7 separate regions of the Mus musculus genome follow, and regions 1, 3, 4, 5, 6 and 7 are each linked to region 2. A link is a loop called in an ENCODE intact Hi-C map of the cell type or tissue named here. Cell type or tissue: heart. All regions are shown on one strand.

Region 1 (4,000 bases), 130 kb after region 2:
ATGAGCGTGTGACCAGACACTGGGCCCAGTGGGGCAGCAAAACCGACTGACAGGTCAACACCCACATGTTCTGGCTGAAACAACTCAGGGCGGGCATAATTGTACATAATAGAGCTAAAATATAATTACCTCATTAAAATGGGTTACTAAATCTCATTGTCCCCGAGTGCGAAGAAGGCAGGCACACGTGTGAAAGTGCAGGAAGACGTACACCGAATGGCTGTGAGCAGGAGGGGTCTGAGAGTGCCTGCCAGTGTCACCCAGGTGGCACCGAGGTGGCAAGAGACCCTGGCTCCTCTCAGTCGGGCGGTGTGTGAAATCCGGATCTCATCTTCATTTGGGGAACCTTAGCTGTTGTTCGGGGGAACCTTAGCTGTTGTTCGGGGGACCTGTGTTCTGTCTCTTATTTCCACGATTTGCCCAGACATGGTCACTCCATCCTGCTGTGACGAACTGGCTGTGGCACTGATGGTGACAGAACTCAGAACTGGAACTGGAACTAGGGAAATCTAAGGATCAGAGCGTGGCTCTTCCAGCAGAACTATGCTTGCACTCTGTAAAGTGACTCATGGAAGCGACTGCCTCCCTCCCTGCACAGGACTCAGGCTTTGCTTGGGTGCAGCCCATGGTCCCAGCATGACCCCCTTCGCAGATCATTTCATACTCAACCAGAGAGAATGCCATCGCTCTTACGAGGAGCTCCCCAAATAGGAAAAGCTCTGTTGCTTGCTTCTTTTGGAAGGCTTTGAAATACAAGATTCCTGATGGGACTCCAGCCATTCATACTGCCTCAAGATGCGCATGCACGTGGCCAGGCCTCACCTTGTGAGTTCTCCAACTGGAGAGCAGTCTGACAATTAGCACAAGGCAGTCGGGAAGGAGCAAAGCCAGCTTGTGTCTCTGAGCCCTCACCCACTAAAGTGTCGAGACTAATGAGGCATTTCCCACCCCCCACTAGAAAGCAGATAAATGTTAACTGATGTCATGAAGTGTTACTAACAAGACTCAAAACACGAAGAATGTTGATTGTAGGCATGGCTTAGGCAAGGGGATGGAGAGAGAACAGTCAAAAAGGCGAGAAACAAGAGGATGCATACGCCAGCTTCAACTCACCACACAGAACCCTGACTGTGGTCCATGGCCTTGAAAAGTAGGAAACATCGAGCCCAAGGGGAAGGTTAATTGCTCACCACAGGCCCACTAGCTTTCTTGACATCTCTACTGGATGTCCCTGATGTTTAGTGGTAGCGTTCGCTTCTGGGCCAGATCTGTTTCTATGCATGAATCAATGCTGCTCATTCCTAGGATAAGTTCAGGAGAGCAGAGCAGGAGGAGGAAGAGGAGGAGGAGGAGGAGGAAGAAGAGGAGGAGAAGGAGGATGAGGAGGAAGAGGAGGAGGAAGAGGAGGAGGAGGAGGAGGAGGAGGAGGAGGAGAAGGAGGAGGAGCATTTTAATTACAAGCAATTCAACCTGGCAAATAGAACTCTGAACCTGTCAGAGTCCCGGACTTCTGACCCGCTCCAAGACGGCCATCTGCTTTTGCTGTGGTGCTTGGGGAAGAGGTGCCCATGCAAGTTCCCACAGAGAGAGAGAATCTTGGATCAAATCCTTGGTGCTAACAAAGCCTCCGATCTGAATAAAAGTCTGTTGAGCTATGTAATGGTTCTGGTTTTGGAGCAGGGGAAAGCGGGGTGGTGTGGGAGTTGACAGAACCTGATTTGGGCCCATCTTGATGGAATGTGTGAATTACAAAGAGTCCTCTTGTTCCCTCAGATTTTCTGGTGCAGGCCAGGGTGGGCTGGATGCTGCTGCAGTCCTTTGGAAGGGTCTAACTGGGTTCCTGCTTTGGCTTTTCTTGAGTGCCAGAACACCCCAGAAGCCTCTGAATGGAGGTCTCGAAATGTTAGAAAATACGTTGGCACTCCTTTCCTTCCAGGCTGCCAGGCTAGAGAAGGGGTGGGGGTGTTGTTGCTGGAGGCATAGGAAGGTGAGTGTGATGTCAGCTGTGTCGTTGTGACTCAGCTGGAAAAGTGGCCCCACAGATCAAGCACCAGGCCTGGGACAAGGAGATAGGCAAGGAGGGCAGAGGTGTGTAGCCCAGCCAGAGTCTAGCCTGGCAGCAGCTGCTGAGTCTCAGCCCGGCTGCCATCAGCTATCAGGGATCCTAGGCGCCCCCCTCTGGTCAGTGAGGCAAGGGTTGGCTGCTAAATCCTGGTAGCAGTAACTTGGTATTTGAGCCTCGGTGCCGTTGGTACCTGACTGATAGCTCAGCAGAACGTGACTCCTTCGGCATACTTGGTAACTATCTGCACACAGCAGCGAGCTGTGGAGTTGAGGTTCTGCTCATTCCTCTGCTAACCACCCAAGTTCTATGAAAGTTTCTCAGGCTACTACTGGGTATGAATCAAACTTTGTTTTACACTAAGCTTAGGCTCGGGATTAAAGAGTTTTAAAATAAGCAAGATATCCACCACACGAGAAAAGTGCTTCCCTACTTGTTAAGGCGATAGAAACAAAGACAAACCTCCTAGAGGGAAACTGGTGCATCTAGTTATAACCTGGATTCTCATTTTATCTCAAAAAACCTGGGGGCTGGAAAGCAATGTGGCGTATAGCACCTTCCTCTTACATGAGGCAGTACTCCAGCTGTAAAATGGAAGACTAGCTCATCTCCAGTGTGTAAGATTCCAGGATCTTTTACAGATGAAAGTCATGTGCTAAAATCCAGTCAGAGCCAGCAGGTTCCAAGTCATCTGATTACAGACAGAAAGAAGAGAGACCCAATATGGCAGGAACCTCAGCGTGCTGTGAGGGTGTGGCCTGATGCACCAGTGGATCCTAGCAGCTGGCACCGCAGCCAGTAGTTCACAGAGAGACTGCCTTCATTGGCACCCATCTAATAGCTGAGGGCTGAGGCAATGAGAGAGGAGACACAGCGGGGGCAAGACAAGGAAATTATCTTTATTATCCATCCTTTGTAAGGAGGACATGTCTTTGCCATGCTTCCTTGTTAAAAAACACTAACGGCAAAAATGCAAACAGCATATTTCCAAGTGGATCACACCTCGGAGAAATAAGTCTAACTCAAACATGGAGAAGTAGATGAAAATACATAAAGCAAACAACAAACCGACTGAAAACAAAAATTCATGATTGCTGCAAAGGCTTATTAGCTCACAGATCAAACATCACAAAGGATACAGATGATTGCCAACGGCATGAATGAAGTTCTCATCTTAACATGTAGAATGCTTTACACAGTAACTACACAAGAGACTTCATTTCTTCATTCTAAAGAGGACAATTTACTATAATTATTGTATGCCAGAACAAGTACGCATAAAAAAATGCAAAGGATTGAAATACAGGATGTATTTTTGATGCAAAGAAATATAAAATGACAGAAATATTTATGTTTGTAAAATACATGCAATTAATCCAGGAAACATAAGAGATCACTATGGAAATTAGAAAATGTTTGAAGTGAGATCGACCAATGATAGTGAGCCCAGCCCCAAAGGTATACATCTGTGCCACAGCTCCTGCATCCCAGATACATCTGCACCACAGCTCCAGAATCAGGGATACATCTGCACCACAGTTCCCACATCACAGCTCGCACATCTGTGGCTCAGGGAACATCTCAGAGGATGGGGTGGAAAAATTGTAAGAGCCAGAATACCAGGAAGCCTCTGCTATAACTGGCGGGATGAGCAAGACCAGAACAATGGCAATCTTAGTGGACATGCTAGTGTGAAGGCAGGAGGAGCTCCCTACCCTAGACAAAGAGCTACAGGAGACTCAGTTCAGGGAGACCTAGAGTTAACCCCTCCCTCCCCAGGAAGAGCCCCTTAGTGATCATTCAATGCAGTGGCCATTCTTGAGCCCAGATACACACAAACAACAAAATCCAACTCAGTGGGCTATGTTTTTATAGGTTTGTGCACACAAACACACAACAATAGGAAGCAAAAAGAGGCTACCAGCTTGAGAGTGTGGA
Region 2 (4,000 bases):
TGGAAAGAACGATACAGAGTTCAGGCAAACGTGGATGCCGTTTGAGTAGAATTGCTTGTGCATCCTCGTTGGGGGCTGGCCTCTGCCCTAAGTCAATTCTATTGATGATACTTGTGCACTTATCAGAAATACTCCCTTCTCCCTCAAGAGACTTTATATCTGAAACACAGATGTATTTTTTTAAAATCCACCACTTGAAGTATTGTCAACAGACCCACAGAATTCTACCATGTATTTTCCAGTTCATTGTCCAATACCAACCCTGAGTGCCAAGTGGGAAAGGCTGGCATTTTTGTCATTATTCATTGTGGAAGGAAGGGCTCCGTTTGCTCGGCAGGAGGTGAAAGTTTGGTTTCCATCTTCTAAGAGGATAGAGGGGAAAGGTCGTGGGCAGACGAGCCAGTGGGATGGCTGCGCATGTTCTTGATGTTGAGGATACACAGCAGAGTGGAAGGACATTGGCTGTGAACTAGTGAAGAGGTGTTGTCTGGAAGCACCAGAAGGTTGCCGCTGCCTCCGGCAAGCAATGACGATGTGAGCACTGGAATCCAGAGCCCTGCCTTGCTTCCAGCCTAAAGTGGGGACACATTGATGCCTCAAGAATTAGAATTATTGTCATTACGTCGCACAAATGCTTCTACTTCTGTTTGCTTTGATTCTTGGCTTTGGTCAGGATATTTGGGACGCCTCTCTTTAAACAGCTTACATGATCTCTGTCAGCTTGTTACATAAAAAGGCATGAAAGGTTGTGAACTCCTGCCTCCTGCAAGAGGAAGAAGGAGCTGAACGAGGAGGTGGCACAGAGTGTACCCCTCCTGTCTGACACGTGTCGGGCAGCAGTAGGTGCTGTTCACAGAGACACCGTCTGCCTGCCTCCAGAGAGACGGGCACACACAGCATCAGCAGTGCGTGACAGCTTATTTTCTTAGCCTCTAAGCTAAATGGTCAAACACTTCTATTCTGGAGAAGATGAAGAAAAAAAAAAAACAAAACAGATAAATGCACGCAATTTTTCCCCTTCCTGTGTCTGGGTTTGACATTAGTCATCTGTTCTGAGAAACTCTGGGACAAGCATCAAGGCTGGGTGTTGAGTTTGATCTGACATGCAGAAGGTTTTAGTGCTGCAGTTTGGGGCAGGTTCACCAGGCATGAGGTTTATTCATGGGGAGAGGGGGCTATAGGTATGTAAAGTTGGAACTTATTTGAGTGACAAGAGCATCCAGGGGCTGTGGCTCAGCTTGAGCAGTACTCAGTGCAATGTGGCGCACAGCTGTCAGAGCCTGGGCCACCTTACCACTGTCACCATCACCAGCTCCTAATCCTTGGCAAGGTCCTATGCTGGTATTCTGACCCCACGTAACAACACTGGGAGGCTAGGGGCTGGAAATTGTTCAAGATCTCTTCCAGGAACTTTGCTCCTTCACGAGGCTCTCTTTCTTTTTAGGGTCACCACCCGACGCTGTAATCTACAAATGCGTGCAATGCTAAGCTGCTTAAAAATGAAATACAATGAGCCAGGCATGGTGGCTCAGGTCTGTAATTCCAGCTGAGGATTGCAACTCTGGGGGCAAGCTTGTGTGACACGATAGATTTCAGCTCAGGCTCTTCCGCAAGATCCTGTCTAAAACAAAATGAGAAAAAAGTGCTTTATTCAATAGGATTTTAATGTGTAATTAATATCCAAGAATCAAATTACTTTACATTATGTGTTCTCTTCGCAAGCCTTCCAGACATGGTTTGTGTTTCGTAGACGTTCATCTTGGTTTGGCCTTAGCCACATTTCAAATGGCTGTTATCCACAGGGGGCAGCGGCTGCACACTGTACAGCAACTGAGCCCCTTCTGTGTGACTGATGCTTTGTCCTTAGGCTCTCTCTTCATGCTTTTCCTTTTCGGCAGAAAGCTCTGGTAACTCATCTACCAATCAGCTCCAAGACTGATTCTTGTCCGTTTTGCACTTCCTTTCCCAGCTCCGCCTCTAGGGGGCAGCTCCAAAAGGTGTCCCAGGGCGCCCTCTAGTGACTGCTCTCAGAATGACAGGACTTTGCAAAAACAACTCTGGGGGGGGGGGGTGGAAATAAATTGAATTAAACAAATGAGGCATCAAAGTCGAATTTCAGGGACATTGAATCCTTGATCACTAGGCAGTTCTTTCCATCCTGCTTCCGAGCAAGGACTCTCCTCTGTCTAAATTGTGATTGGCAGAGGATACACTATTCCCTCTCCCTTGGGGTATGGTAGGTACATCCGTAGTCAGAAACACCAGTGGCCATCTCTGCTACCAAAAAGAGACTGCATCTGGCTCTCAAAGAGGAACAAATCCCTCACAGAGGTGTGGGGGCATCCTGGGAAACTCTACAGAAACCAGCTGGGACCACCGTGTGAAGACGATTCTGCACTTCTGGGTACATGGTCAGTAAATAACCCAGGGCATAGGAAGTCTGGATAGATACGTGTGACTTGGAAGGTGACTACCTTTTACTGAATGAAGCATCCAGAAACTTCTCTGCATGATCTACAGCCACTGGTAACCGATGAAAAATGAAACCTCGTGAAATTTTTTTTGTGCAAACGCAACACACATGTACATGCACACTCGTGCACACATGCATGCACATGCATAGGTGCACTCACACACATGTGCGTACACACACACACACACACACACACACACACACATGCTGGGGACAGTGACAATGCCCCATGCCCTTAAGTCAGTATTGATAGGTTGGTTTATATAAACTTGGCAGGCTGAGGTGCATAGAACAAGGTATCTGCTCACTTCTCTTAGGATGAGGGACACAGGTTCCTTCTGACATTAAGTTAGAAACATTGTATTAAAAAGTAGGATCCCAGAACTTTATGAACTGAGATTTTCACTCAAAATAAAGGGAAATGACAGTACTGGAAAAACACATCTTGGGGACCCTTGTGTGGGAAGGGTTCAATGGCCCCTGGTGCAGTTGATCTGTTTGGTAGTTCATAATCTTATTTGGGACCAGTGGGAAGGGAATGTGGCAAAGCCAGGAAACCCACCAGGCATGCCACATGCTACATAGCAGGCCAGTCAGCCCCTCCCCCAGCCAGTCAGCCCCTCCCCCAGCCAGTCAGTCAGCCCCTCCCCCTCCTCCCAGCTGCACCTTTACAACTGCAAGTTGTAAGTGGGGTGGGGCAAGTAGCTCACCACAGGTTTATCTAGTTAAGGAAATGCAGTTTCTTAGCCCTGACCTAACATGGTTATGATGTGTAGCCCAGGCTAGCCTAGAACTCTTGGTCTGCCTACCTCAGCCTTGCAGATGCTAGTGTTATAAGTGTGTGTCAGCCTGGCTCAGGCCTCACTTAGTTCTCATGATCTACAAGACTCCACCCAGCCCTGGGCTCACAGCCTAAGCAAGGCTGATTGGTCACGGAGCCCCAGGCTGCCTGTCTCCACTTCAACATTTCTGGGATTACAAGAGTGTGCCACCATGCCTGGCTTTTTACATGGGTTCTTCGGATCTAAACTCAGGTCCTCATGATTGCAGGATCCTGACTGACTGAGCCATCTCCCCAGCGCTCCTATCTGTCACATTTACCAAGGACAGGTGGGAGACTGAGAGAGGGAACAGAACAGACAAGTGATCACCCAGACAGGCTCAATTTTAGTCTATGTCTTACTAGTTGTACTGGCTAGTTTTGTGTCAACTTGACACAGCTGGAGTTATCATAGAAAAAGGAGCTTCAGTTGAGGAAATGCCTCCATGAGATCTAGCTGTGGGGCATTTTCTCAATTAGTGATCAAGGGGGGAGGGCCCCTTGTTGGGGGGACCATCTCTGGGCTGGTAGTCTTGGGTTCTATAAGAGAGCAGGCTGAGCAAGCCAGGGGAAGCAAGCCAGTAAAGAACATCCCTCCATAGCCTCTGCACCAGCTCCTGCGTTCTGACCTGCTTGAGTTCCAGTCCTGACTTCCTTGGTGATGAACAGCAGTATGGAAGTGTAAGCTGAATAAACCCTTTCCTCCC
Region 3 (4,000 bases), 110 kb after region 2:
TTTTAATTTGAGAGGACATTGCCATTACTTCTTTGTAAATGGTCTTTCTGCCCCTTCTGCTTATTGATAAGAAGGGGAGATAAAAATTGGCTAGGCAGCTTTAGGGTAAAAGAGCCCAAAGGAAATAGTTTTAGTTTTGTTTTGTTTTTGTTTTTTGTTTTTCTGTTAACTGAAATCCAGAAAAGCTCTTGGGCCCATGTTGGTAGCTTTATGCTTACTGGAGGCCAGAGATGCCAGGAGGAAGGTCTGGCTTTTCTTTGTCTTTCTTCCTTAGATGGGTACCTCGCTCCTGGAAACCATACTGAAGACCTGGCCACCTAGTGTGGAAACTGGACAGTTCATGATGGCTCCATTTCTTCATCAGGTAAAGCCTTGTTAAGTCCAGGACAGTGGCACTTGAGTGGCACCCACTCCCGGAGACCCCTCTTATGCACCAGAGCTCTGACTTTTTGCTTTGAAGATCCTTACAATAAGGTGCATCTTTCTAAAACTCGCCCACTGTGCTCTGAGAATTTCATTCTTCAAATCCAGGAGACAAGTGCCCAGAAGCCACTCACTCAGGGTGGTGTTGGCGTTGGCTCGGTCATATTGCTGGGAGCTTACTTCTCCCACACCCAAGTTAACCTCACCTAGAGCCAAGAAAGACTGTGTGGTTCTCAGAAATACCTCAGTGTTCTATCAGTTCTGTTCGTACAATGCATCTGCGTGGTGATATTTCACAGGCCCCGCTGACTACCTTCACTTCTTCAAGGCATTCTGATTTTTGCCCCTCAAAACTGCATCACTACAAATGGCTGGCTTTTGCTACTCATTCTCTGGTATCCCTGAGTATTTGATAGTGAACATTACCGGTTTATAATGTCACATTTTAAAATCAGTGGCCCCAAGCGTGGACACGTTATTTGTCCTCTGCATGAGAGTATCTTTGCTGACTGAAGAAACTACCTTTGTAAGGACGGAGAGAATAAGGACGTAAGAGAAAAGAATGACAAAGAAAAATGGCTCAGTAAATGGGACTTTAAGACATCTTTTTAGATCACATGTCCTTTAATTATTTACAGCCAAATCTTCAGAAAGCAACACATTAAAACATCAGTGACAATAACAGCCGACATGTAATGCTGCCAGACACCGTTCAGTGCCAGGTGTACGTCCATTCTCTTAACCTTCACAGCATCCTTGCATTCCCTACCCCTGTGTCTGTCTGTCTGTCTGTCTGTTTCTCTCTGTCTCTCAGTCTGTGTGTCTATCTCTGTCTCTCCCTCTATGTGTGTGTCTGTCTGTCTCTGTCTCTCTCTCTGTCTCTCTGTCTCTGTCTGTCTGCCTGTCTGTCTGTCTCTCTCTCTGTTGACTATCTGCAGAGTTAATCTGAATTTCCTTTTGGCTTATACTTCACAGAATTCCTATCAAATGGAGACTTGTGGATAAGGCAGATGACAAAGCCATCTGGCCACACTCTATATAAAGCCAAGCTTCTGACCAGAGGTTTCCAAGACATCGTCATCACCACCTCCCATCTCTGGAATGGCTCCAGAAGCACAGGTCCTACACAGGTCACAAGAGGATGATGATGATGATGATGATGATGACATCAGCAGAGGCAGTGGCAGCCACAGGGTGGTCCAAACAGGAGCAAACATCAAATATAATTTTCCTGATGGTGGGATTTTCTGCTTTGAAGGGTTCACAATCCTGAGTATTCACAGTGAGAGCTGAAATAAAGTTTTACCCAGGACCATCTGAAGGGACCAGGTAAAGATAGAAGGAGCAGTAGGATTTTCAATCTGTATGGTCTTTAGAAGAGCCACTGCGGTGGGAGAAAACGCTGGGCGTGGCACTTTGAGAAGAGTCCACATAAATGCACCTTCTCTCCAGTTCCCTCCCCAACACAAGGAATTCCACGGGAAGCTTACCTACGGACTGCCAATCCCATCTTTAAATGAATATATGCCCATGGATGAATAACCTTAAGTAAATATATTTTAAAATCTAAAGGGGGGAACTAAGTCAGGCATTTGCTATAAATCTTACTATGTGTCTTAATACCTCTGTGTCCTAAAGCAAAATTGCTGGGAGGTTTCTCTTCTGTAAAATGGGCTAACCCTTATAAGCTTGTTGTGAGAATGACTGCACGCGTAGATGCACACCACTTGATAGAGAATCCAGTTAAACACTAAAGCATTTGGTTAAATGATCTGCTAGCGTCAGTTCCTCCCACATCTGCCAATCCAATTAACCGCATCCTCTTGGCAGAGAGAGGGAGAGTACTGTGCTGAGATCAACCTGACCACCTTGCCTGGAAGGAGGCCCGTGTGCAGTAATCACCCACACACTTTTGCTCGCTCCGCTCCCTTCACCTTTGACCCAGTCTACTCACTCCGGTTCACAGAGTGGTGAGCCAATATCACAAAGAAAAGGGACATTTCCTACCTTTGAAAAGAATGGGCAGAGACCCAGCAGACTTGTGGTGCCTGCCATTTCCCATCTGTAAATTTCTCAAAATACTTTCCAGTAAACGATCTGTTGGGGTTCGCGCATCATGATGAATAACGTTAAATGTCGCAGTCATTGTGTGCCTTCTAAATACAATGGTTTCTTCAGAACATGCAGTTGGTAAATTATGAATGGGAGATGGTTTCCACCAGTCTTCTGTTTGCCACAGAGGCATTATAGAAATGTATCAACTCGTAAAAGCGTCTGCTTGATTCCAACAACAAGTGGACAGCATAGTCATGAGTGTCAAGTTCAGTGTCACCTCCAGAATGTGGAGTCCTTAAGTCAGCGGGCAGAGAGGGCAGAGAGTGGATCTTCCTGAGAGCACTTTCAGAAACCACTCTCACTTTCACTGTTTGAAATGTCACTATCACAAAGTTGAAGGCTACAGGTTCATCGTGAACGGGTCATCCGATCCACCATCCTAGTGGGGTGGGGTCATCTAACCCCTGGACCAACTCCTTACTCCCTGCCCACTCAGAAAAAATGCTGCGGGGCGGGGAGGTTCGGAGGGGGGGGCACTATTGTGAAGAGCCACATGCCTTTCCCCAGTCCTCCCTGTTCATCTTCCATTCGATGCCAGACTTATTTAAACAGGCCCAGCTGGGGCTGTGGCAGCCCTCTTTATCTGCCTTCACATTCTTTCCTCTGCCTATTCATGCTGCTAAGTAGGGCTGGACCGGCTTCCTGAAATCTCGTGGGATGTGGGGGCTTTTCTCCCTGCAGCAGAGCCTCTGAACCTAGTTGTTTTGGGTAACTAATTTCCTCCCTTCTTCTCCCTGGAATACACAGAGCTTCCTTTGCCCAGCGTGATAGCCACCACCCCCCAACCCCCCTTCGCACCACAGAGAAGTTGGGACTGAGGTTGGAACCTCCCAGTGCTCTTGAATTTCCTGCTGTCACGAAGCAGGATTTCCTGACTGGAGATGTATATGGTTGAGGCACAACGTGGCTCTATCCTGACCTCAGCATCCTCCTCCTCCTCACTGTACAATATATCATATTTATGTCCCACGGTGATGAGCTCTGCCCTTCAGTCTTCACTTTGAAATATCATTTCCTTCATTCCTCTAGGCTGAACAAACCACAGAGTCCTTCGTCCTCTACCTACCCTTAACCCTGGTTTTGATTCTAGAAGTGTTTCTTTTCGTGTGCTTTGATCTGTAATTGGAAGGATTTCTGTAAGTTAAAAAAAAAAAAAGTTTAAATAACTAAGGAAGAAAATATTGCATGAAGCTTAGTCCTGCTAAAATTTCCTCTTCTATTAAAAAACAGCAAATAACTAAAAAAATAAAAAGATTGGTAGAAATACCTAAAAGTGTATGCGCTCTTTTGTTCTGTTCTCTTTTGTAAGTGCCGCTGCATATCCTGACAACGCCCAGATGTTTCCTAGACACAGTCTTTCCAGCCTTGCTGTTGGGGCCGAGCCTCAGAAGGGCCCGTCAGTCAGTTACCTTCATTGCTGCAGCGTGGCACCCACGCTCTCATCAAGGAGCACGGCTCAGAG
Region 4 (4,000 bases), 440 kb before region 2:
TTACATACCCTGAATCCCCTAATGTGCTTTAAATCAGGCCTGCGAGCTCATTTGGTTGTCTCTCTATCTCAGTAATGGGAGGCCCCCAGCATGCTGGACTTCTGCAGAATAAAACACTCTTTGCATTTACATACTATTTGAGTCCGGAGTATCCTTCTCCAGTGAACCATTGACCCTTACAAAAGGACTTTTTGACTTTGACTTTTTGTTACTGGGTAACGTCAACCGTTGTCAGTCTGGAGGTGCTGATGCAAAACAGAGTGAAGCCCTTGTGTTGTTAACATGACATACTCCAGTGTCTGAGGACTCACCTAATGACTGCTGCAACCACCAATCTAGGCAGAGTCCCGTAGGCAGCAACCTGGGTCACTAGCAATTGGTCTTAGCTTTGACAGCATCAGCTGGTTACTTAATTCATTAGCCGCTCTCCAGAACTGAGTTTGTAGCTCAAACTTGTTTCTTCCCCCAAATTCACCAAATTCAACAACACCCTCCTTACTCCCCATGCCAGTTCTGTTTGTTTTTTGTTGTCACAGGTGCATAGTTTTACTTCCGGTGCCCAGCCTGTCTGATCTATAACCTGGGTCACCTTTTCCCTACCCTCATACCACTGGCTCAGACTCCGTGCTTCAGCTTCTTCTCTCACTCAGTCAGGTCTTCTAGAGGATTCCAAACACTGCCTGTCTCTGCAGTGTGGCCTGAGTTAACGTACAGACAGAATTAGGAATGCTCTTCTCTCCCTCAGAATTGTCCTCGTCCTCATTTTCAACATCTTGAAACTGGCTGGGATGCTCGCCCCCCCCCTCCCCCAAGCCTCTCACCCTATAATCTAGCCATGGGTTTGTTCTTATTACTGTCGGTTTGGGCTTCTGTTTTCCCCTCTACCTGCCTTCCCTAGCTATGGAAATCCGACCCTTCATTCAGTAACAAACACAAGAGCCACCTCTTCCAGGAAGCCCTCTGGGAAGCCTCCTAAGAGAAGTCAGTTGCTTGGTCTTCTGTCCCCTCAGCCCTTCCTCGGCATCTTCAGGCATCAGTCAGGCGTGTGTTGGTCTGGCCACTCTGCTGGCTGCCAGATCAGAGGACAGGAGTGCTGCTCTCATCTCCAGTGTCAACAGATTGGCTCTTAACTTGCCCCAGGCCTGGGCTTATCTGATAGCCTTGTGGCCTCAGTTCGGAGATGTCCTGCAGTCCTTAGTCGCCCCCCCCCCCCCACCTTCCAACGCACCACCCCCCCTACCCCTTCAGAGGGTGTCGAGGTTTCCCTAGAAACTGCCACTTCAAAGCCACAAAGGAAAAACAAAAATCTAGCTAAATCAGGCAAGGCGGCTTCCTTCCGAGGATGCCTTCCTGTGCTCCTGCACCTGTGCGTGGCCTCCGGTCAGATTTTGACACGAACCAGCAGTTGCACTCAGAATCACCCAGGGGAGGTAAGGGTGCCCAGAGCAGGTCGACAGAGAGCTGACTTCTGCCCCCAGCCCCTCTTGGGAGTCCTGACTGGAATGGTTCCCTTCTTAACTGCCTTGAGGGTGTATGGTAGTTCTGCCACCTGGAGGGTGTGTCTTTCCCTATAGGCCAGAAACACTTTAAATCCTCACTCTGCCCTCTAGAGTGACCTGGTGCTTAATTTTCAATTTTTTTTTTTTTTTTTTTTTAGCGTTGATGGGGCTAGAATAATCCAGGGCTGACAGTTCTGCCCCCGACCTACCTCTGCAGGCTACAGGCTTTCTTTTCTACTTTTAAATTTTCCAGGTGCCCCGGGTTGCTCTTCCCAGTGGGAGTCCTGCCTTAAATCCTAGGCCATTTGCATTTTCTCAAGGACCCTTTGTGGCAGGTAGGTCCTCGCCTCTTGCAAATGACCTTGAATAACACTGCCCTCTGCACTCTTTCTGGCAGCCACAGGAAGAACGTCCTGCCCGCTGTGAGTCTGGGGCCTTGGAGAGCAGGGCAGGGAAAACAAACAGCCTGTCCTTATTCGTCCATTACTGCAGACCAGTGGATTGGGCATTTAGGATTTAGATTTGCAATTTGTGAATTGATTAAACGAGGAGACTTTACCGAGTGGCTCCCAAGGGCGCAAGTCTTTCATGCCTCTTTCACAGATGAAGAATCTGAGTTATGACAAAGTTTGGCGCACTCAACTCCCAACCAGACTCCCCCTATGGGCTCTTTATTCGCGCTGAATCACGGGCCTGACTGTCGCCCAGAGCAGAGAGGGCGTCGCCTGTGGCTGGCGGATTTTTACTGCTTCCTTTTCATACTTCTGTCACCTCTGTCTGATCTCAGTCCTTGCCTGGCCACTCCTGCGTGCCCCACAAACTTGGAAAACCGCTGCCCTTTTCTCAGCCATTAGCTAGCAGGAGAGAGGCGTGCTTCCCGATTGAGGGCGGCAGCCGTGATGGGGTGGGGATGGGGCCGCTGAGAGGTAGCCTCCGTTCATCAGGCCTGAGCCCACCGGCTCCCTCACCAGGCCTGCATCTCTTGGGTCTGGTGAAAAGAGAAGGGGGTGGGGGTGGGCGTGGAGCCCTCCTGGGAGGCCGATCCAGGGGCTTTCTCTGCCTTAGCGCTGTTGTCTGGGCTTGCCAAGTCCCACGAGTTGGCAAACTCTCGGAGAAGTGCTTTCAAAGCCGGCCTTCGCCCTCCTTGGCAGATGCCTCAAAGCTGTCTTGCTTTGCTCTGCCTGTGCCTGGGAGTCTGTACAGGGCATTTGTTCACACGCCTCAGTGGGGACATCCCTGGAAGAGGCTCACAGGCACAGTGGGAGCTCAGCTGGATGACCCTTGAGGCAGGACCACTTGGGTGGGCGTCAGGAACTGGGGCCAGGTGGCTTGGGAGGGGCAGAACGCCAGAATGGGCGAGGGAGGTGCTAGAAGTGTTCGCTCTCCTCGGGAATAGCGTTTAAGGACTGGGAAGCATTGCCAAATAGTTAACTTTTAGAAGCTGTAGGCAGGGCACTGAAACTTTTTCTATTTCTGTTTTACTTTAGTTATCCTGTTTGATGCAAAATCATAAATATCCCAGGACATAGAAATGAGTCCTCGGGACCAGACAGAATCGAAGATGGCCTTGGAATTTACTGGCCTCAAAACGTTTTTCTAAAGTTTCATTTCTGGACGTTCACAAAACTTTAAAAGTGAGGCTCTTTGAAAAAGCCAAGCACAGGTGTGGCACCTTTAATCCCAGCACTCAGGAGACAGAGGCAGGGGTCTCTGTGAGTTCCGAGGCTGTTCTAGGTTACAGTGAGTTCCAGGGCAAACAGAGCTATATAGTGAGAATCCTGTCTTAAACAACAGATAGATAGATAGATAGATAGATAGGCTGGCTGTTCCATGTTACAGTGAGTTCCAGGGCAAACAGAGCTACATAGTGAGAATCCTGTCTTGAACAACAGATAGATAGATAGATAGATAGATAGATAGATAGATAGATAGATAGATAGGCAGATTAATAGGTAGATAGATGGTCGGAAGATTATCTGATGCTTATGTGAACAGAGCCCATCCCAGACATCACAGGTAATAGCCCAACTAGGGTTGCCAATCAAAATGCCAAATACCATTTCTGCTTCTAGAAACACAGAGCATTTGGGCTGGTATGGCAGTACAATGACAGTGTCAGCCCCATGGGATTGCAGTAACAGCCAGCCCCATGGTAACACAGTGACAGAGAGCCAGGCCATTCCTTGTCTCTGGCAAACTTTTTAAATCGAGTCCCAGTGAACTTTTGTTGAGATAAATTAACAACAACAACAAAAATTAAAATCTTACCAATGATTTTTTTTTTCTTCTGTGCATTCTATTGTAATGGGAAGACCACTCAGACTCTAGTGAATCGAAAGTCTGGCGGGTACTAAACTCAGTTACGCAGGGTCCACATGTAGCTCCAAGTATTTAGGGTAAGGGGTTTTTTAAGGCAAAAACTACATCCTGCTCTCTCTCTTAGCTACAGGGGAGGTTTTGCACAAGCAAGCAGTTTAACAGAAGCTAAGATAAATTAGCTG
Region 5 (4,000 bases), 590 kb before region 2:
CATTCGTCTGTGCAAACATATCTATGTTTACATCTCCTCTTGTAGAGACAAGTTGCACTTGGGACCACCCGGATGATCTCATTTTAACTTACCTCCTTCGGGGCCCCATTATTTCCATCACCGAGGTATTTGTGGCAGGTGGAGGTGGGAAGCTGGCCTTCAGTCTGAAAGGGACACCAGAATCTTCAAACAGTCAGGTTCCCCAAGCAAACAAAGCAAAAGATAAAAACAAGTCAAAACAAAAACACAAAACAACTTACATATGCTGTGTCAATCAAAGGATGGAAGGCTTTTGCTTCCTTCTTCCTGCAGAGCTGGAGATTGGCGCACATACCTTAGGGGAAGTTCTAGGAGAGCTACATCCTCAACTCCGATAGATGCCTGGGTGATGGAGAAGTCACGGGAGCAGTCCCATCCCTGCTGGATATTAGTGCGCTGTCCTGACGTCACAAGAGCCTGCACAGACCCCGTTCTACCTGACTTTAAATTAAATGCATCATGTTTTTGTTGTTGTTATACAATTTCTTTAGCTGCTTTTTCACGTGTCTTCCCCCAAATTGACGGAAACGGGAAGTGGCAGCATTAAATAGAGGGAGGTGAGCCATTTCAGGAACACAGATGTCTCTTCAGCAGGATCCAACTCAAGAAAGGCCTTGGATCTTCTGAGGGTCAAAAGGAGCTTTCTGTGCCACTTGCATGATTTCTGCATCACAACGTGTGTGTGTGTGTGTGTGTGTGTGTGTGTGTGTGTGTATGTGTGGTGTGTGTGTGTGTGTGTGTATGTGTGGTGTGCGTGTGTGTGTGTGTGTGTGTGTGTGTGTGTATGTGTGTATGTGTGGTGTGTGTGTATGTGTGGTGTGTGTGTGTATGTGTGGTGTGTGTATGTGGTGTGTGTGTGTGTGTGTGTGATTTCTTGTGTGCAGTGGCACTTCTGCACGTGGTGGTTGAGGTTGAAATTAGTTGTCCTTCTCAGCTGCTATTCATTTTGTTTCTGGGCACAGTGGTGCCCACTGTTAGTCCCAGCGCTCATGAGACAGAAGCAGGTGGAGCTCTGTAAGTTTGAGGCCAGCCTGGTCCGCCAGTGAACTCTCGGAGAGTGTGGTAGTGTGTATATGCTTGGCTCAGGGAGTCAAACTACTCAGTGTAGCATTATTAGAGTAGGTGTGTCACTGTGGACGTGAGTTTAAGACCCTCGTTCCAGCTGCCTAGAAGCCAGTCTTCCACTAGCAGCCTTCAGACGAAGACGTAGAACTCTCAGCTCTGCCTGTACCATACCTGCCTGGATGCTGCCATGCTCCCACCTTGATGATAATGGACTGAACCTCTGAACCTGTAAGCCAGCCCCAATTAAATGTTGTCATTAATAGAGTTGCCTTAGTCATGGTGTCTGTTCACAGCAGTAAAACCCTAACCAAGACAGAGAGCAAGGGCTTTCTAGAGAGACCCTGACTCCAAAAAATAAAAGTAAATATAATTTTAATGTTATTATTGCAGGGGTGGGGTGTGAGAAGAGGTCAGAGGCCAACTCTCTCCACTGAGTTCTGAGAACTGAACTTGGGTCTTCTTGGTTTAGGAACACAACTTCCAATGGGCAACTCTTTCCAGTCCTGCACATGAAGTTGGGATGCCAAGAGTGAGAGACCCTGGAATCTGGTTCTAGCTTATGATAGATACAGGTTTGCTTGAATAAATGGCCAGCCAAGTTATGTAAATGATTAACCGTGTGATGGACAAGTTTGATTCACAGTGATGTTTATTTGATTGATTGATTGATTGATTGATTGACTGGTGTTTCTGTTTTGTCTTGTCCCCCTCAAAAGGACTGATGGATCGAAATTCTGCTGAGTTTTCCGGATTCTACCAATAGGTGGCACCATCTGCACGCCATTGCTAACTTTTTTTCCCCCCTTGCTTCCCCCTGGCAAGTCAGCTCTGGGCTCCACCGTGGGGAGTCCACCCCAGCCTAAGCTTGTTTAGGGCAAAGTCCCTAGGATCTGCGCTCGCCTTGGGCCGCCCCTGTCCCGTCAGCAGAGTCGAGTCAGAGGAAACACCACACCCTCTGGGTGGGGGAGGTGGGCAGTGATTTAGAGAAAGGGAATCGCCCTTTCCTGATCTCTGTTCCGTTTTCTGCTTCAGATCTGTATAACTGGAAGATCCAGACCACCCCCCACCCCCCCTCCGCTGATAAGTGCCAATCTGTCTCTCACACCCATCGCCCTACATGGGATGTTTGCCAGCAATTCTGATTCTGTTTTCTTTGGCTCGTAGGGAACTTAGTAGGACAGAGGCAAGAAAGGGTTTTTGGCCTCAGCCACCGGTACAGTGGCTAAAAGCTACTGTCTTTTGAAGCAACTTTCTCACCCAAACACCCCGATTGGGACCCCAGCATGCACACAGGTTCTCAGACCCTGGACACTTTTCACCTGTACCTTATAAGTGGAAATCGGGGTGCCCCTCGAAAAACCATTAATTTGTGTACGACTTCTGAAGTTCCTTAAGGGCGGTTCTAAAGCGATGAGAGAGAGAGAGAGAGAGAGAGAGAGAGAGAGAGAGAGAACCCCTTAAAATTGTATACCTCTATTGACCCACTGGCTCCGGAAAATGCTGGGACATTAAATTCAACTTTGTCACTCAATCACCTCCAGACAAAACAAAAACAAACAAACAAACACTCCAAAAAGTTAGAGGGATTTACAGGAGTGCATAGCTCTCCGTGTACAATGCCAAGACACTTAAAAGGCAGAGGCGAAGCCAAGAGTATGCTGGCTGCTGTCCAGTCAGCTCACTCTGAGCTCCCCAGGGCTTGAACTGCTCAGGTCCAAGGAAGAGATCCTAAAAAAACAGAGAAATGGGGCCAGTTAGCAACCAAAAAATAATTTAAAAAAAAAATGCCAGTACAAGGAGCCACAGGCACCAATTACAGACCATAATCTCACACCTATAAGAACAGTTAACCTGAGCCACAGGTATGATACTCACTCCTTCCACGTGGTCCCAAATCACCCTTTTCCTCCTGAGCAGAGATAGTTGTCAAAAATTAGGCGCCACACCTGCCTTTACTCCTCAAAAACCTAGAATTTCTTTTGCACCTGCTACCAACCCAGCTTACCTGCCCCTCTGTCTGAAATGCATTTTCTAGCTCTCCCAGACTCCACACCGGAAACAAATCCAGGTCCAGGGATCCTGCTCCAGGACCTGCAACGACAGTTTCCTAAGGTATGGGCTGGGACAAATCCAACAGGCTTGGCAGCGTACCACCCATACAGCCATGCCCATAAGGGTTCGGCAATATCCCATAAACCAAAAGACTAGACTAAAAATTGCTCCTCATATCCAGAGGCTGTTAGAAGCTGACATCCTCACCCCATGCCAGTTGGCTTAGATTATGCCTTCCTGTATTCCAAATCTGTACACTTTGCTCTGTCCCCTCCTCACAGACATCCAGAGCTGTATAGACAGCCTGGATGCTCTCTTGAGGATGCTCTCTTCCCCATTCCCCCTGTACCAGTGAGCCAGCTCATATTTGCCTTTGAACAGTCTGATCCAGTGCCCAATGAGAATAGCCAGCTAACCTGGACATGACTTAAAATTCCCCTAGACTCTTTGGGGAGACATCATAAAACGACTTAACCGGATTCGGGCTGTCACACCCTGGCTCCTTTCCACTCCAGCGTGTAGATGATCTTCTACAGGTAGCAGCTGCCAACCACCTCCTATTTGAAGTACACAGAGGGCTTGCTGAGCTCTGCCAAATGGAGGTCTCTAGTAGGATATAGGCTATCTGGTAGGATAGTGGTTCACGCACGGGAGGAAACGCTCAATGATACCCCAAGGGAAGCAGCCATCCTCAGGACCCCTATCCCCCAAACCAAGAAGCCGGTAGGAGAATTTCTGGGGATGTGGAACATTACAAGCTGTGGATTGCTGGGTTTGCTGTAACTGCCCCAGCCCATTATTCTGTCATGGAAAGGCAGGAGACTCGCCTTTTAAAAGACAGAAG
Region 6 (4,000 bases), 200 kb before region 2:
AATGCTTTTAATCATTTTTAAAAAAAGAATTATATGCATTGCAGGCCAACCTTAAAATATTCATGGGTACTATGTTTTCCCAGTGTTTTTAAAGAGAGCTGTAAGAAGCCAAATAAATACATATTTAGTATAAATTAGGTATGCCTCAAGTATATATTCCAATGCCATACCATCAGTTTCTTAATACTCATAAAGGCTACAAATCTAAGCATGTTCTTTCTTTACCTTTTCTGTGTGCATCTAAAATATTCTTTGCTATCAGAGGCATGCAATTATTATTATTGTGCATTCTTGCTGTTATTATCCGATCTTATTCATAGGCCTTTCACAGAACTCAGAGCATAGCACTCATCAAAAACACAGTCGTCACTGAATGTTTGATGCCAATGTTCCTGGGGCTGGCTGCTCACCTAAGGGCTCGATGAGGCTCAGTGGGTCTCCATGAACTTGGGCGTTGCAGGGCACAGACGTGTTTTACTCCCCAACAGAAAAGCACACAGCTCAGCCCATGACTTTGGCTCCAGGACAGTTTCTTTATTCCAAAGGAACAGCTATGAGGACAAGGTGTGTTGGAAGCCACATGCTGTGAGTTGCTTACGCTTCTGTGATGGCCTACATTGTGTGTCCTTCCTGTTTTTGACAACCTGGCTGACCTTGTCCTTGGCAGTGTCTTGGTTACTCTTTTATTCATGCACATGTGGCAGTGTGACAACACAGGCAAACCCACAAACAATTCCTTCTCTGTATTTGTTCTGAATCTTTAAAACCAAACCCTGCCGACATGTCCTCTTCCAACAGTCTTCTTACTAGTGACACTAACCTACTAACCCTCATTTCTTTTTCCCCCATCTTATAATTTATTAATGCCTTTCTGATGTCGAATGTGGGGAAAATTTATTCATGTGCCTATTCAGCACCTAGCAGTTATTAACGACTGCACAATGAACGTCTTCCCATGCAGTAAAGATACATAGTTGAATAAAGCATTTGGTTTGTGCCCTAAGAGTAATGTAGAAATGGGCAAGGGGGAGTTCTTTTTCTCCCCTTTAATCTGAAGAAGTAGGCTTGTCCATCCGGGTGCATCTGGTTAGCCCCTCAGCTTTGGGGTGGCTTCAATTAGTGTCCAGCTCTCTGTGAACCCGTGGGGAGAGGCCTCCTTCTTTCACATCTGGGACTTAGAATACACCCATGGAGACTGGTAATGACTTCCTTCTTGGCTCTGAGAGTTGCCTGGGTTTTCTGACATTGCTCTGTGTGGAAGAAGATTGGCCTGGCTGTTAAAACCTGTTAGTAGATGAACGGATACTGTAGAGAAAAGGAAAAGAAATGTACGTGTGCACGTGGGCACACAGCAGCTCACTCAACCAGACCTATCTTCCACAGCCATTGTTCCATCCTCAGAGTGGTCTGGGCCCTGGCAGGAAAGGAAGAGGCCACCCAGAGAGGCATTTCCTAAGGCAAGATTAAGCAGCGCCTGGGGAGACTAGACTTGGCCAAAAGGAAATGGAAGAAGGTACGCTGTCTCCAACGGAGAGATTCTGGGAGAAGACAGAATGATAGGAACCCAACTATGAAGACTCTCAACATAAACAAACCTCCCTTATCACTGCCTAAGCAGCCAGGGGCTTCTGTAGAACTGCAGGACTCCGCCCCTCACACACACATCAGACACGGTCCCTCCCAGGCAACGCTGTAGCATCCTTTCCCAGTGACACATTGCAGGGCGGGCTGAACCTTCCTCCCGCTGGAAGACCTTTCTCATGTCTTACCGGCATCCCTCACGGTACAGCGGGAGTTCAACCCAGCTTGCAAAGTTCAATGGATGTGGAAAAGAGACTGTCACCCTTTCCTCTTTCCTGAGCCATCCAGGCCTTTGATGACTTTGAGAATAAATGTTTCCCCCTTTGGTCACTAGAATGTCTCTCTGAACTGGTAAATTCAAGATAAACTCTGTCAAATCCTTACACTCCAGGGAACAAGCAGATTAAAAGGGCAGCTACAGTATCCCCTCCCCATCTGGTTTGCGCAGGAAAATCGTTTTGCTCCGGACTCCTAATTTCCACCCGGAACACAGCTCACTGCTTAAAGAGCATTTTGTTTTCTGTTTCTGGAACCCATTGTGTATTGCACCAGGGACAATGAGCTGGTCATTCAGCTGCAGCCTTCAAGCATTAAACTGGCCACATGGGTCCACATTAGTTCTCAGAGGGACGAGACACCCCAGCCCCAAGCATGTGTCCTCCTGGGCCCACATGTGTATGCAGAAAGGTGGCTGGCATCCCTGGATCCACTCTGTCCATTTGACCATCATGAAGCCTTTGCAGCCTCTCTCTCAGCTCCAGAGGCTGTCCCCACAGCCACCCTTACACACTGTGGAGCTGGCTTGTTGTTGGCACGGTCCAGGGGACAGCAAGCCAGATTGGGCGGGGAGAGCATTCCATTATTATAACACAATGCCATAACAGGGTTCAGAATTCCTTTCATATTAATTCTTATACAAGTGGAATCTTCAAACTCAACTTTTACCCTGAAAAGGGAGCGGTAAAAGGCAGCCAGGTCCTTTGTTGTCTTGGACCACATTCATCTAAGCTGAGCATCAGGAAGCTCTCTCTCCCTCACCATGCAGCTCAGAGCATCTCCTGGTGGCTTTGGCTGCATGACCCTGAACCTGGCAGCCCATGCTGCTGCTCTTGGGAAACTGGCCCTTCTGGAAGACTGGCTGGTTCTTCTTGCCCCCACGCTCAGAGTGCTTTTGGGTGTGGAGCCAAAACATCTCCAGGCCTCCTTAGAGGCCTCTGACTTGTGTAGCAGGCCAAGCTGACAAGCTGCCAGTTGGTCTCCAAGTGAAGTGTCCCTCGCAGCCCCCAGTCACCCACTGCCAGGGTGGGAGTGAGAGGTTTTCTGTCAGGCCTGGGGGAAGGCAGGGTACCCTCCTTCCTAGTTAACTCTTCCCAAATGTAGCAGAAACTTTTAAGAGTCTTGTTGACGGGGCCACCTCACAGACTAAACATGGATGCTGAGACCCAGAAACCTGGATGCTATTTCAAACCTGGCCATGGTTCCCAGGGTTTGGTTTCCTTACCACAGAGAGGTCGGTAGGCAGGAACTAAGCAAGGTGGCAATGTGGGGCCGATACCAACTTTTTCCCTTTGTGATTCAAGCGCAGGCAATGAGTTTAGCAGTCTTTATGGCCTTGTCCTCCTCAGTTCAATATGATTCTGGCAGTGGTTTGAGTAGAAACTATCCAAGGAAATCCCTAGGAATTCAAGAGACCTCTAACATGCCTATGATAGCAATTCCAGCTCTCATCTTTAATTTATTTATTACTTGTCCACCGAGCAGACACTTATCTAGACTACAGAGTGATAGAACTAAATCACCATGTATTCTAAGTGAATGAGTAACATTGTCTAAGCCCGTACTCCCCTGCTCCCCCGAAACACCTTTCAAGGATTCTGCAGAGTAGGTGCTACTTCGACACTATTGCAGCCTCTCTTAATGCCACGGGGAGAAGAGCACCCTTAGTCTCTTTTCCCGTTGAGGTTCTACTTATTTTCAATGAAAGGGACTCCATATGTAAATGTGATTACTTTCTCCAAAATTCATCTGTGCAACTTGAACACCGGTGTCTATTGGGGTGGTTTGTACAGGATTCGAACCTGAATCTCGGTGGTAAGTACCAACCGAGGAAAGTTATAAGTCCATGAAAAATCAACATGGCTAAAGAGGACCATAACACCCCCTTCTCCTCAGGCTACAGCTCCGAGGGTCACCAGCAAGCGACCATGATCTAATGAAGTGGCATTCCCTCTGGTTAGGACAGAGTGGGCCTGGCATCTCCCACAACACAGCTACCCTGTTTTCTGAGCATGCCAGGCAAATGCGGAATGTTCTCCGAGCCCGAGGGAGCTGGCAGTGGACAGTGAGGACATTCCACTGAAACTGGGCCATCGGGAGCTGAAGACAAAGGCAGCTGATTCAAGGGCTCCAAATTGGAGTT
Region 7 (4,000 bases), 80 kb before region 2:
ACTGTTGACTCAAGGACCTGGAATTGGGCATTTGTCGTGTGTGTGTGTGTGTGGGGGGGTAACTGAGGCTTCCACAGCTGTGAATACACCTCTGTGGGGAGTGTGTACAGAATGAGAGGGTCTGAGGAGCACACAGCTCCTCTCCTCAGCTCAAGTCTTCGGCCAGCTCTAGAGGCATCATAATGCGGTATGAACTTGTTTGGGAGGATTCCTGCCCGGGTCACTGACCCTCAGAGCTACTTGAGGTGGCACTGGATCCTGCTTCCCTTCATTTAGTGTGACAGCACACACAAGGTGGAGAGTGAGCAGGGTCACATGAAGGAACGCCTCTTGGAAGGGTATGACTGGGTGCACCCAGAGGCTCCGTGGTGATGTGCAACCACAGGTAGACACTTAGATGAGGGCACCTTTGGTCTGCTTCTCTGTTCCTTCCTCATCCTCATTTAGGTTCGAATCAGACCTTGGCTGGTTCCTCATGGTTCAGCCAAGACTTGGTCTCTCCTGTGTCAATCCGACTCATGATTCATGCCACCTCCTGGGACGGCCTCTCCCTGCAAGAGACAGTTGACTCTAAAGGATTATTGAGCTGGGAACCAGTTTGGCATGCGCTGAGGGCACTGGGACCTCTTCCTAGGTTGATGACTCGTATGTCTCAATGGAAACTTTCCTCATCTGGGAGTCATTAATTTGTTTTAACTCATAATTTAGAAGCTATTGGGTGTTGAAGACTTCCTCTCTCTCTCACACACAACCCTGAGATGCACTTGCTCATTTGCAAGCTGAAGCTCCTGAAGAGAATGCGAGGGGTGTCCACCCACGACCCTCTCCTGCTCTGTTACCACGTGGACAGACACACCTAATCCAAGCTTGTTGACAGGACAATCACTTTACCCTACCAACCTCTGGTGCCTGACTGTCGAGTATGATCTTAAAAATGTCAAGATAGTTTTTTACGTCTGGCAGACTGTGGGTGACTAGTTAAAGCGTTCCTCACAATTGGACATCTCACTGGCTCTCCAGCCAGCAACTCACAAGGAGTCCTCCAGAGTGGAGGCACATAGGTCTTGCTGGTCAGAGGAGGAAGCAATCTTCAGCAGGGTTGAATTTCCAGATGCTCTTAGCACTGGAACATCTTTCTGTTTCCGTGCTGACCTTGTGGGATTATAAAACAGAGGTACTAGCCGGGCGGCGGTGGCACACCAGAGCAAACCTCTTTTTTTCTGCTCGCCGATATTACCTGACATGCCCTCCCACACAGTACCTCCTAAGTCTGCATTTGCAGGTGTCACTGAATGTCTGTGTTTCCATCTATTCCTATGAAAACGTTTGCACGGCCATAAGTTCGAACTGTGATATGATCAAGCATTGCTTCCTCCTCTTTTGAGCCTCCCAGACGCTCGCCTTACATCCTAAGCCCACAAACCCTGCCTCCCTCCAGAAATTTCCATGTGATGTCTCCTGAGTGTGCACTGAAATTGCCACAGGACAGCCAGAGGACATCTGTCTAACTGTCTGCTCATTCCCGCCTGGAGTTCACAGAGGCCCAAACTAGATCAGGCCATTTGTAAGTCAGAATCAAATGTTGCTGAGTTTAACCCAATTACTCTCCACCACAAGAGAAAAATCCAGTTATTGCAGGCACTGGACCTCTATGAGGAAAGCAGGCTCACAGCCAGAGCCTTGTCGACACATGTCCAAGCTGTGAGGAGGGGTGTCAGTGCAGATGACAATGATTGGGACAGGCAAGCCAAGGCTCAGCTACTCAGTGTGCAGTGCTAGAAGCTCTGGCCACAACTGCACGCTGGCACCTCCCCTACAGAAGCTTGAAGAGAAGGTAGGGATAGCAGCTGGAAGGTTCAGAGCTGAAGTATGTATGACACAGCGAGGTGCCACAGCGACTTGATAAAAAAAAATATGAATTATTTACCAAATACTGGGGAGACGAAGACTAAGCAGAGACGACAGCCACTGCCAAGTGAGGAAAAGCAACCGTTTTCAAGAAAACCTTAAGAGGGATTTCTTCCCGTGGTTATCAAGTCTCCGTGACAAATGGGCTAACGGTAAATCTTCTGTTTACGTTTATGTCCTTTAACTGTGAGGGACCTCCGTTCAGGGATGTTCAATGATTCTGTTAGCCAGCCAGTGCTCAGCTCTGTTCTCAACCCCAGGAGACATGAACTCCAGTATGTCATGATAAAGTCAGTGACCATGAAGCTAGAGAGGCCCAGTGGCCTGCTGAGTCACTGTCTGTAGAAGTCAAGCCAAGCTGGCTGCTCACTAAGCCATGCCTCCCAAGGCCTTATTTTCTCAAATTATTTGTCCTGTTATAGGCAGGTCCTTATGTCACCAGAGAGTCATCCTCCCAAACTCTCAGAAGTCCATTGGGTGCACCAGAGCCTGTGTCCACAGGAAATCATGCCCTCCTGTCTTAAATAGCATAATAATTAAGCCGTAAGACGGTAGGCTCGTGTCCCAACTCTGGCATATCCTAATGGTGTGATGATGGTCAATCTCTGAGTCTCTGTGAAATGAGAAAACTATTTCCTCATAGGGGTGCGTTTCAGTGTTGTCAGTACACTTGTGGCACTTTAGATGGTATGTAAGAAAAGTATGAAAACAATATCATTTTGTTCTGAAAGCCAAGCTGTCCATTGGGTCCTGAGAGATGTGTTCCAGGATCCTGCTCCAACATCAAATTCTAAGGTGGGTCTTAAATTACTTATATAAAATGGCACAGTAGTTGCATATAACCTACACACACTCTCCCTAGACTTTAAATAATGTTTGTATTACTTAGAGTGCACAATCAAATGTAAATACTATGGGAATATTAGCTGTCATGTATGTGTATATTGTATGATGAAAAAAGGAAAGAAAAAAGTTCATATTTGTTCAATTACAGATGTGTTTTCCATAGATACTGTCAAAGCCCAGGTAAATCTGCACATGACAGCTACGGCTGACTGTAATGAAAGTATTGAAGCTGACGGACACTTTCTTGTTAAACCCATTTGTGTGCATCTGAGACACCTTTAGAAGCTGGTTGGTGTGTTTATGATACATATAATAGTCAGGCTGAAGATGAGCATCATGTCACAAAAAGCTGGCTAGCATCCTTGGAGAAGGAGACACTAGGGAACCATAGCAACTCATAAATTCCTCCAGGGGTCAAGTGAACTGTTACTTTAATTAATCTTTGCCTCTATACTCAGGAGCACAGACAATGGTGGGGGTGGGGGAGTTGGAGGACTCAGATGATGGGAGGGTGTCCAGGTTTGCTTTCTGTTGCAGTGATAAGCAACATGATCAAAAGCAAGTTGAGGAAGAAAGGGTTTATTTCATTTCATCTTGGACTTCCAGGATGCAATCCACTCTTGAAGAAAATCAGAGCAGGAGCTCAAGCAGGAAGGGGGGCAGAAACCATGAAGGAGCAGTGTGCACTAGCTTGCTCCAAGGCTCGCATTCAGCTACCTTTATTATACAGCGGAGCCTAATCTGCTTAGAGATGCTGCTGCCCACAATGGGGCAGGGTCTTCTTACATCAACTAGCAATCAAGAAGATATTGCATAGACATACTGACAGGAAAATCTGATCAAGGCAATTCCCCAGCTGAGACCCCCCTCAAAGAACTCTGGATTGTGCTGAGTTGACAGCTGAAGCTAACCAGGGGAGAGATGGTACCTCAAGCCACCTTGTATAACTAGCTCACATTCACTCAGGCCTGCCTCTCCTTCCCTGGGAGGCAGACTGGTGCTGGGACTTGTCTACGGGGCAACTGTTAGGCTTGGCATAAGTTGAATGTCCATTGACGTATGTCTTTCACATTTATATCAGGTTTTTAGTCGACATTTCCAAGGCCTTATCACATCTGCCCCCATCATCACGATGGATTTCTTTCAGGGCCAGAGTCATTGTTTTCAGGCACTATAATATAGTCAAAGTAAGCTTGCATATACTGTTTGCCATGTTACATGGATTTGACAACCACTGTTGCAATGA

What was found. Hi-C counts contacts between places; a loop is a spot of excess contacts. Peaks named below come from ENCODE experiments on the same cell type or tissue, not always from the same donor. Only the 100,000 strongest peaks of a DNase experiment are listed, where the experiment ranks them.
Region 1: it touches region 2 in a loop (2.8-fold over the local background); 8 of 42 quality-filtered maps call a loop at or near these places.
Region 3: a loop joins it to region 2, with 2.1 times the contacts of the local background. A loop is called at or near these places in 5 of 42 quality-filtered maps.
Region 4: it touches region 2 in a loop (2.9-fold over the local background); 4 of 42 quality-filtered maps call a loop at or near these places.
Region 5: a loop joins it to region 2, with 8 times the contacts of the local background. A loop is called at or near these places in 39 of 42 quality-filtered maps.
Region 6: it touches region 2 in a loop (2.6-fold over the local background); 8 of 42 quality-filtered maps call a loop at or near these places.
Region 7: it touches region 2 in a loop (3-fold over the local background); 7 of 42 quality-filtered maps call a loop at or near these places.

Annotation. Positions count from the first base shown.
Region 1 is chr3:52,973,204-52,977,203 of GRCm38, forward strand. No RefSeq gene overlaps it. Among named protein-coding and RNA genes, the nearest start is that of Gm30402, 17 kb to the left of the region's middle. In heart, a CTCF peak has its summit at 2,179 (motif pointing left); a DNase peak (open chromatin) is centred at 2,128; H3K27ac peaks cover 554 bases.
Region 2 is chr3:52,842,252-52,846,251 of GRCm38, forward strand. No RefSeq gene overlaps it. Among named protein-coding and RNA genes, the nearest start is that of Gm30292, 46 kb to the left of the region's middle. In heart, a CTCF peak has its summit at 1,983; a DNase peak (open chromatin) is centred at 1,960.
Region 3 is chr3:52,952,534-52,956,533 of GRCm38, forward strand. It overlaps Gm30351 (a long non-coding RNA gene), which reads left to right. Exons shown (of 5, transcript XR_375652.4): 4 at 275-364; 5 at 1,399-1,966. It overlaps Gm30402 (a long non-coding RNA gene), which reads right to left. Exons shown (of 3, transcript XR_867282.1): 2 at 3,806-4,000; 3 at 3,643-3,672. Among named protein-coding and RNA genes, the nearest start is that of Gm30402, 3.4 kb to the right of the region's middle. In heart, no CTCF peak of the experiment used is centred here; DNase peaks (open chromatin) are centred at 1,518, 2,308 and 3,298; H3K27ac peaks cover 2,742 bases.
Region 4 is chr3:52,399,085-52,403,084 of GRCm38, forward strand. No RefSeq gene overlaps it. Among named protein-coding and RNA genes, the nearest start is that of Gm38537, 66 kb to the right of the region's middle. In heart, a CTCF peak has its summit at 2,153; DNase peaks (open chromatin) are centred at 1,887, 2,277 and 2,697; H3K4me3 peaks cover 1,098 bases; H3K27ac peaks cover 1,756 bases.
Region 5 is chr3:52,255,976-52,259,975 of GRCm38, forward strand. Gm30125 (a long non-coding RNA gene) reads left to right here. Exons shown (of 2, transcript XR_375648.1): 2 at 313-521. Among named protein-coding and RNA genes, the nearest start is that of Foxo1, 10 kb to the right of the region's middle. In heart, a CTCF peak has its summit at 1,872 (motif pointing right); DNase peaks (open chromatin) are centred at 2,036 and 2,766; H3K4me3 peaks cover 797 bases; H3K27ac peaks cover 512 bases.
Region 6 is chr3:52,639,270-52,643,269 of GRCm38, forward strand. No RefSeq gene overlaps it. Among named protein-coding and RNA genes, the nearest start is that of Gm30235, 8.6 kb to the right of the region's middle. In heart, no CTCF peak of the experiment used is centred here; DNase peaks (open chromatin) are centred at 1,442, 1,752, 2,392, 2,762 and 1 weaker place; H3K27ac peaks cover 723 bases.
Region 7 is chr3:52,762,139-52,766,138 of GRCm38, forward strand. All of the region lies in intron 1 of Gm2447 (predicted gene 2447), which reads left to right. Among named protein-coding and RNA genes, the nearest start is that of Gm2447, 24 kb to the left of the region's middle. In heart, no CTCF peak of the experiment used is centred here; DNase peaks (open chromatin) are centred at 1,693 and 2,233.